2 separate regions of the Homo sapiens genome follow, and region 1 is linked to region 2. Evidence: read pairs that join two places in POLR2A ChIA-PET (ENCODE). Cell type or tissue: GM12878. All regions are shown on one strand. Links, peaks and the distances in the headings refer to the core of each region. The heading gives the core; the rest is flanking DNA. Region 1 overlaps CGN (cingulin). Region 2 has its middle 14 kb from the start of POGZ.

Region 1 (4,392 bases), core at 122-4,121, 59 kb after region 2:
TAAATACCTCCTTTCTCCTGCCCAGCTACCCACCTCCAAATGACTTGAACCCAAGTTTTACCTTTTCTCAGTCCAACCCTGCTTCCCTACCTCCCAGGCAGAGAAACAGCAGCTGGAGGAGGCCCTGAATGCGTCCCAGGAAGAGGAGGGGAGTCTGGCAGCAGCCAAGCGGGCACTGGAGGCACGCCTAGAGGAGGCTCAGCGGGGGCTGGCCCGCCTGGGGCAGGAGCAGCAGACACTGAACCGGGCCCTGGAGGAGGAAGGGAAGCAGCGGGAGGTGCTCCGGCGAGGCAAGGCTGAGCTGGAGGAGCAGAAGCGTTTGCTGGACAGGACTGTGGACCGACTGAACAAGGAGGTGGGGCATGGGGTATTCTGGGCCTTTAGGAAGAGGCCCAGCTCATCCAGAAGCTGGCCTGAGAGGACAGGGGCTTGGGGGAGAGGGGTTAGTCAGAATGTGTGATGATTATGGCCAGGTGCGGTGACTCACTCCTGTAATTCCAGCACTTTGAGAGGCTGAGGTAGGCAGATACCCGAGGTCAGGAGTTTGAGACCAGCCTGGCCAACATAGCAAAACTCTGTCTCTACTAAAAATACAAAAAATTAGCCGGGCTTGGTGGCTCATGCCTGTAGTCCCAGCTACTCAGGAGGGTGATGCAGGAGAGTCACTTGCACCCGGAAGGTGGAGGTTGCAGTGAGGCGAGATCATGCCACTGCACTTCAGCCTGGGTGACAGAGCAAGACTCTGTCTTAAGAAAAAAAAAAAAAGAATGTGTGATGTTTGCTTTCCTCAAGTTCATTGTTAGGAAGACCAAGACCAAATCTTCTGGAAGGGGCATCCTTCCTACCTCCCCTCCATGTTTTTGCTCTTTCCCTTACATCCTATTCCTTTATGGTCTTCATTCTTGGAGAACATCTCCTGGGATTCTCCCTTGGGAGTCTACAAAACCTAAATACAAGAATCTTCAATGGCCAGCTTGGGCAACATAATAAGACTCTGTCTCTACTTAAAAATAAAATTAGCCTGCTGTGGTGGCTTGTTCCTCAGTTTCTCTTTATAGATGGGGAATTGAGACCCAGAGAAGATAAGTAACTTGCCTATGGTTGCTAATTAGTGGTAGAGCCAGGATTTGAACCCAGACATCTGTATTCCCAGCTACTCGGAAGGCTGACGTAGGATTGCTTGAGCCCAGGAGGTTGAGGCTGCAGTGAGCTGTGACTGCCCCACTGCGCTACAGCAAGAGCCTGTCAAAAAAAAAAATCTTCATTGGTAGAATTTTAAATTTGGGTGAGGGGAAGGAGAAAAGAAAGAAAAAAGAAAAGGAAATAAATTGCTTTTGCTGCTAAGGTTCTCCTCCCAATCTTTTTGTAAAGCAAGAGCAAACACGTAATATGTTACATCAATTCTAAAGTGCACATTTTATCATTTGTCAATGAAAAATGCACATCTTATCATTTGTCAATGAAAAATGCACATCTTATCATTTGTCAATGAAAAATGCACATCTTATCATTTGTCAATGAAAAATGCACATTTTATCATTTCTGAAATAGAGTTGTGTCTTATACCTTATGGTATGTTATAGTTTAATTGGCATATTTTTCTTAGTGGTACGCCGTATAATCATTGGCACCTTGGGTTTGCTGAAATGGTCATTTAAGGCTTACTTTGTATCAGGCACTGTTGTAAGTACAGAACTTCACATAATTAACTAATGTAATTCTCACAACACCTTGTGATATAGTTACTATTTTTAATCCCATTTTACAGATGGGGGACTGAGACCCAGAGAGATAAGTAACTTGCACATGGTCACCAGTAAGTGGTAGAGCCAGGATTTGAACCCAGACATCTGTATATAACTATTAGCTATACTAGGAACCTAGGCCCAGGAAAGAGCAAGAGAGGGCTGCCTTGTCAGGAAGGAGACCCTTAGGGGAGAGTCTTGGGAGTCTGGGCCTGGAGAGGGTCATTTATGTACAGTGCTGAAGACCCTTTTCTCTGTGTTTCAGTTGGAGAAGATCGGGGAGGACTCTAAGCAAGCCCTGCAGCAGCTCCAGGCCCAGCTGGAGGATTATAAGGAAAAGGCCCGGCGGGAGGTGGCAGATGCCCAGCGCCAGGCCAAGGATTGGGCCAGTGAGGCTGAGAAGACCTCTGGAGGACTGAGCCGACTTCAGGATGAGGTAGAAGTCTAATATCCTTGGGTTTGAAGGTCCTTGCCTCTTTTTTTTTTTTTTTTTTTTTGTCCGAGACAGAGTCTCACTCTGTCGCCCAGGCTGGAGTTCAGTGGCGCGATCTTGGCTCACTGCAAGCTCTGCCTCCGGGGTTCACACCATTCTCCTGCCTCAGCCTCACAAGTAGCTGGGACTACAGGTGCCTGCCACCACGCCTGGCTAATTTTTTATATTTTCAGTAGAGACGGGGTTTCACCGTGTTAGCCAGGATGGTCTCAATCTCCTGACCTCGTGATCCGCCCTCCTCGGCCTCCCAAAATGCTAGGATAACAGGCATGAGCCACTGCGCCCAGCCCGGTCCTTGCCTCTTAACTGAACCTGTGGCCAAGGGTCCCTGGGGCCCAGGTTTAGGTCTAATGACTTGCAGGGTGGAGGAATATATTGTCTGTAGAGCAGTGATTTTCAAATTCTGTAGCTTAGAGCCACCTGAGGAGATTTTTAAAAATCCCCACACCCAGGCTGTATCCCATACCACTTCAGTCATCATCTCTGGGGATGGGATCCAGGATCAGAATTTAAAAAAACTCCTCAGGTGATTCCAAGTTGTGTAGAGACTTTAAAAACAATAAAGAAGCTGAGGACGGTGGCTCACGCCTGTAATCCCAGCACGTTGGGAGGCTGAGGCGGGCAGATCATGAGGTCAGGTGTTCAAGACCAGCCTGGCCAACATGGTGAAACCTTGTCTTTACTAAAAATACAAAAATTAGCTGAGCGTGGTGGTGCATGCCTGTAGTCCCAGCTACTCAGGAGGCTGAGGCAGGAGAATTGCTTGAACCTGGGAGGTGGAGGTTGCAGTGAGCCGCGATTGTGCCACTGCATTCCAGCCTGGGCGACAGAGCAAGACTCCATCTCAAAAAACAAAAACAAAAACAATAAAGGAAATTAATGAGGGCAGGTGCAGTGGCTCTTGCCTGTAATCCCAGCACTTTGGGAGGCTGTGGCGGGCAGATCACGAGGTCAGGAGATTGAGACCATCTTGGCTAACACGGTGAAACCCCGTCTCTACTAAAAATACAAAAAATTAGCCAAGCGTGGTGGCACATGCCTGTAGTCCCAGCTACTCGGGAGGCCGAGGCAGGAGAATCACTTGAACCTGGGAGGTGGAGATTGCTGTAAGCTGAGATCGCACCACTGTACTCCAGCCTGGGCGACAGAGCGAGACTCCATCTAAAAAATGAAAAAAAAAGAAAATGGATGAAAAGTCAGTTTGCTTTTTATTGTCATCATGCCACTGGTAATTCTAAAGAGTGACAGTGATGAAATGTTTCTGCCCACTGGGCTGGACTGCTCCTGCCCCTCAACCCTCACCTTCTCACTACACTGAGCTGTGGCATTTTTACCCCCTGCCCAGATCCAGAGGCTGCGGCAGGCCCTGCAGGCATCCCAGGCTGAGCGGGACACAGCCCGGCTGGACAAAGAGCTACTGGCCCAGCGACTGCAGGGGCTGGAGCAAGAGGCAGAGAACAAGAAGCGTTCCCAGGACGACAGGGCCCGGCAGCTGAAGGGTCTCGAGGTGAGGGCACTGAGGTGTGACCTGTGGAAAAAGGGTGGGACTTCCAAGCCTCTTTCTGTACTAGCGGTCAAAACCGACAGCCCACAGTTGATGAGTTTTGTTTGGCTGCAGTATTTTCAACAACTTTGAATCAATTGCCAATGTTTAGAAATTTATAGAGGTCACCTAAAAATTTGGATTTCTAGTTTCTTTTGTATTTGGCAGATATGGTAATACTGAGTGTCTTGTCCTGAGTCTGCATGGCAACAGTTGGCTGGAGCTGAGCAGTGGGTTTCCCCTTTAGAGTGAACAGTATTCTTCAGTTTGCTATATTTGATAATAATAATAGCAGCAGCAAACATATTGTGCTGTGTGATAGGCACTTAAGACTTAATCCTCAGAATAACTCTGTGGGGTAGGTAGTCTTGTTTTCTCCATTTTACAGATGAAGGAAACTGAGGCACAGAGAGATGAACTTGTCCATGGTCTACTGCCAGGAAGTGGTAAATCTGATTTTCAGACTGGACAGTCTGGTCCCATGTACATACTCTTAGCCTCTACGTGGTACTGCCTCCAGTACCTCAGTTTCTGAGTCTCTTCACCTCAGCCTTGGCCCAGGTACTTGGGTTTCTCTCTCTTTTCCCATTAGAGAAATAAGGTTTTCCAAT
Region 2 (4,392 bases), core at 116-4,115:
CCCATCTGTATTAAACCCCTTTTGCCATGTTGGCCAGGCTGGTCTTGAACTCCTGACCTCAAGTGATCCACCTGCCTCGGCCTCCCAAAGTGCTGGGATTACTGGCATGAGCCACCGCACCGGGCCCAATTTGGGCGTTTTAATCCAAACGTTAAGCTACTGAAAGTGGCCAGATTGGAGTGTGTGTAATGGGGGGAAGAAATGGGTGTAAAGATAGAAAGTTTCAGTCACAAACTTGTTAGCATGACAGAGAGCTCCCCTACTTGAGAAGGGACAAAGTCAATTCAAGACCTTTGGGCTTTCTGGCTGGATGCGGTGGCTCATGCCTATAATCTCAACACTTTGGGAGGCCAAGGCAGGTGGATCACCTGAGATCAGGAGTTCGAGAACAGCTTGACCAAAATGGTGAAACCCCGTCTCTACTGAAAATACAAAAATTAGCCGGGCGTGGTGGTGTGCGCCTGTAAATCCAGCTACTAAGGAGTCTGAGACAGGAGGATTGCTTGAACCCAGGACGCAGAGGTTGCAGTGAGCTGAGATTGCGCCACTGCACTCCAGCCTGGGCAACAGAGCAAGACTCCATCTCAAAACAAACAAACAAACAAACAAAGACCTTCAGGCTTTCATATAACCTATATGGGTGGATGAAATTTTAGAAATAAATAATAAGGGGAAAAAAGATAAATAAAAATTCAAATTTTAAAATAAAGTAAAATAGATCCATGGGGGTATCTGATGACATGATATTCCAGCAACTCAGATTTCTCTGGGACTCCACTGGAGACAGATCTTTCAGGCACATTTGTAATATGTCCACTGCCCAGGGGACAGGATAGAAGAGCCATAGAAAAAAAGGGAACTTGGCAGAATTGCCTTTGTATAACTTTCTTTCAGTAAAGAAAGTTATAGCTTTCTTTACTGAAATAATAGCTTTAAAGAGACAAATTATTCACAAATCATTAGTAGGAAATGTTGAGATGAGATGATAAGCAAGAAAGGTAATTAAAGTCTGTACTATTCTTAAAATGAAATACTGTCTAAGTATAGAGGAATAAATTAGATGACTTTTCAACCTTTCCAATCTAAGCATCCTTAAAAAGTTCCACTGTCTAGCACAGTGGTTTTTAAACATTTTTTGACAGCCACCCACAGTAAAAAGCATATTCTACATCTTGACTGGCTACACACAAACACACAGTACTTTTCATGATTCAGATTGTATGAAAGACTACTGATATTCACTATGTGATAGCTTTCTATTCTCTTTTATTACACCTCTTTTTTTTTTTTTTTTTTTTTTGAGACAGTGTCTTGCTCCGTTGCCCAAGCTGGAGTGCAGTGGCTTATAAAACATGGCTCACTGCAGCCTTGAACTCCTGGGCTCATGCAATCCTCCTGCCTCAGCCTCTGGAGTAGCTGGGACCACAGAAGTGCACCACCACACCCGGCTAGTTTTATTTTTATTTGTAGAGATGGGATCTCCCTATGTTGCCCAGTCTGGTCTCCAACCTGGGGCCTCAAGTGTTCCCCCTGCCTCGGCCTCCCAAAGTGCAGGGATTACAGCTTGGGCCACTGTGCCCAGCCCTTTCTTCCATCATTCCGTCCTCTCCTTCCTTCTTAATACTGCTTGTCAAACTGATTTTGCCACCCAGTTTGAAAAAGAAGGTCTAGAGGATTATCCCAATCATTAACTATTTCTGCAGGTTAGCTTACCTTTCCAGAATACAGAATAGAATTCAGCAAACTGCCTCAAAGAGCAGTTTCTAGATTTGACTTCTTCCTCTAGGGTTTATGAAGTCATCATACTGAAGTGACCTGGATTTCCCTATACGTGAACCTCATGACGTGGGAGCCCGGGGTAGGGAGGGACAGATAACATGAGAATCAATAGAAAGAACTGCAAGGTCTGAAGACAAGAACCATTTGTCTAGTGGAGTCTATTTTATATCCATTTTTTAAAAATCTCCATTTAAGATATTTAGCTTCAACGTGCACCTTGACCAATTAATCCAACAAACAAAACTCTGGCTTGGGGGCCCAGTTACTCACTTTCATGGAAAGAGACCTCTGTTTTTAGAACCAGGGATCTTGTGAGTCCCTCCCACGTCCCCAGCCCTTCTCTGGCCTCGGGTAACTTTTCCCTCCAGTTTGGTGGAAGGTTACATTAGAAGAAAATAGTCCCTACCGTCTAGAAAGTTTTCGGGGGGGGAAAAAAGGGCGTTGGACGTGCGGGTGGGTGGGTATACCGGGAGGGGACAGCTGGAGCCGCGAAGGCGCGGGGGCCCGCGGCGCGTGGGTGTGGAGGCCGCGGGGCGGCAGGAGGCACTGGGAAGCGGGGTGAAGAGCACCGAAGTCCAGAAAAGGGCAGTGTCCGCCCTGCGCTCCTCTGCTGGCGCCCGCAACCCGGGAGGGAGCGGCGAGGCTCCGAAGGGTGGGATTCGAGGTCTGAACCCTCGAGTGGGCTTGGGTTTTCAGGAGCCGCCTTTTCTTATTGATCATTTCTCTTTTGTCATCATAATCTCTTGGCCTCAGACTGAGTTAAGGGAGCCATAGTAGGAGTGCAGAAAATGAAGTGGAGGAAAAAAAAATGTGATATTTAAAATATAGTTTTTCCTACTTTCTTTTTCTCTCTCAAATTAATTTAGATGTAAATAACATTTTAACAGGGCCCAACATCAGGCTCCTAGGCTCTGGCTGCTGGTCTCACTTGACACCAGAATAAGATTTTGGTGTGCTAGTAATTTTGCCAAATGGAGGCCTACTCCCCAAAACATCACCGTGGTGCATGATGAACATTTCTGTAGGTGATGACGTGGAGTTTTTGTTTTACTTCATTCTAATACATGTCCCTGCTTCAAGTGGGTAAAATTATACCTAGCTCAGCCCAGGTTTAATTCAGATTATTTAAAAAATTTCAGTGGCAAGTAATTTACGAGCTTCTCTTTATTAAGATTTAGGAAATTTTGCTTTATTGCGCATGCATTTTAAGTATTTTTTTGCTGTGTTCCTAGTGTAGATAGAAAACAACCTGTCACTGTCTCCTAGTTGGCCCTGTCAACAAACATTTGAGAAGTGCTTAGATCAGAATGCTGTTGAGTACTACAAATTAAACAATCTGATGTACTTGTTAATTTCATTACAAACAGCAGTTAGGATTTCATATACATATAGTCTGTACCATGCTATATATCAGAAATCTTTGTAAATATAAACTCCTTAAATATAGGGACCCAGTTTTATTCTTCAGCGAAAGGGAGTTAATCTTTTGGTGTTGTGCATTTAGAAGGATCTCGGATGTAAGAGGCTCATTAAATGATAGCTGTTAGTATTATTTATCTTGGTATCTTCCAAAGGGCTTTGCACATGGCTAACACTAAGAAATATTGGTTGAATGAATGAAGGTGCCATGCCCATACTGTGATATACACAGAGAAAAGACCAGGATGGGGACACTAGCACAGTGATTTCATTTCATCAGTGAAGCTTTGTGTGGAAGTGTCCCTCCTGCAGCCCTTTTACCAGATGCAGGCTCCCTTGACCTTGGATTGTGGACCACTTAAAATTTTCAGGGGAAAAAGTGTGCCTAATTAGCTAGTAGGGCCTAACCTCTTGTCAAGATGGAACTTGAGAAGTTTGTCTAAGTATGGAAAAGCTAAGCTCACTTGACACAGATCACGGGAAGAAAGATTTCTGCATGTTATTCAAGTTATTCACGTCAAAAGCGATTAGGGGGCCCCAGCTTCCATTACATCATTCATTAGGAAAATGTGTGCTGGGAGCTCTGCAAATCACATGATTTGATGGAGGCATTGAGACTGGGTTTCTTGTGTGTCTGCCCTTGGCCATATTCAGTTTTTAGTATGTTTGGAAAAGGCTGAAGCAGAACATGAAGATCTAGTTTATTTTAATGCTGTCAGACAGCTAAATGGTGGAAACTTGTTGAAGAGATTTACTGAGCTGTTTCCTTAGATTGAAGACTTTAGAGAATTAATTAACAGGGTTCTGAGAGATACAACATGCCAGACCCCTACTGACTCTAAGAGTGTACTTTCTTACTGATATGATGTGATAGCTGAGCACAGTATATGTGAAACTGCTGGGGAGTAATACAAGAGCAGTGCTGATGTGTTCTAAGACATGCAGGTGTTCAGATGAGAACTGGCCATGACAACTGAGTCAGCCAGGCACTGGACTCATTTCCTTTTGCTTAAGCACCATGAGCTCAGTAGAAGCACAGACTTTCACAAGGTGCTGAACTACTTGGTGAAAATGAAGTCACAATTTTGGAAGAGCTTCACTGATTTTGATGTGTAGGTATTGTTTCACGTTTTAGCTGTTGCTTTTAGAATGCATGCCTTAAGATGGTTCTCAGTTATCATGCTATATCTATGC

Evidence for each region. Peaks named below come from ENCODE experiments on the same cell type or tissue, not always from the same donor. Only the 100,000 strongest peaks of a DNase experiment are listed, where the experiment ranks them.
Region 1: POLR2A ChIA-PET joins it to region 2 with 6 read pairs; 13 of 35 experiments call an interaction of 5 or more read pairs at or near these places.

The regions. Positions count from the first base shown.
Region 1 is chr1:151,530,392-151,534,783 of GRCh38, forward strand. It overlaps CGN (cingulin), which reads left to right. Exons shown (of 21, transcript NM_020770.3): 13 at 98-355; 14 at 2,011-2,181; 15 at 3,584-3,745. Among named protein-coding and RNA genes, the nearest start is that of TUFT1, 7.7 kb to the right of the region's middle. In GM12878, for the core only: no CTCF peak of the experiment used is centred there; no DNase peak of the experiment used is centred there.
Region 2 is chr1:151,471,211-151,475,602 of GRCh38, forward strand. No RefSeq gene overlaps it. Among named protein-coding and RNA genes, the nearest start is that of POGZ, 14 kb to the left of the region's middle. In GM12878, for the core only: no CTCF peak of the experiment used is centred there; no DNase peak of the experiment used is centred there; H3K4me3 peaks cover 1,046 bases; H3K27ac peaks cover 1,364 bases.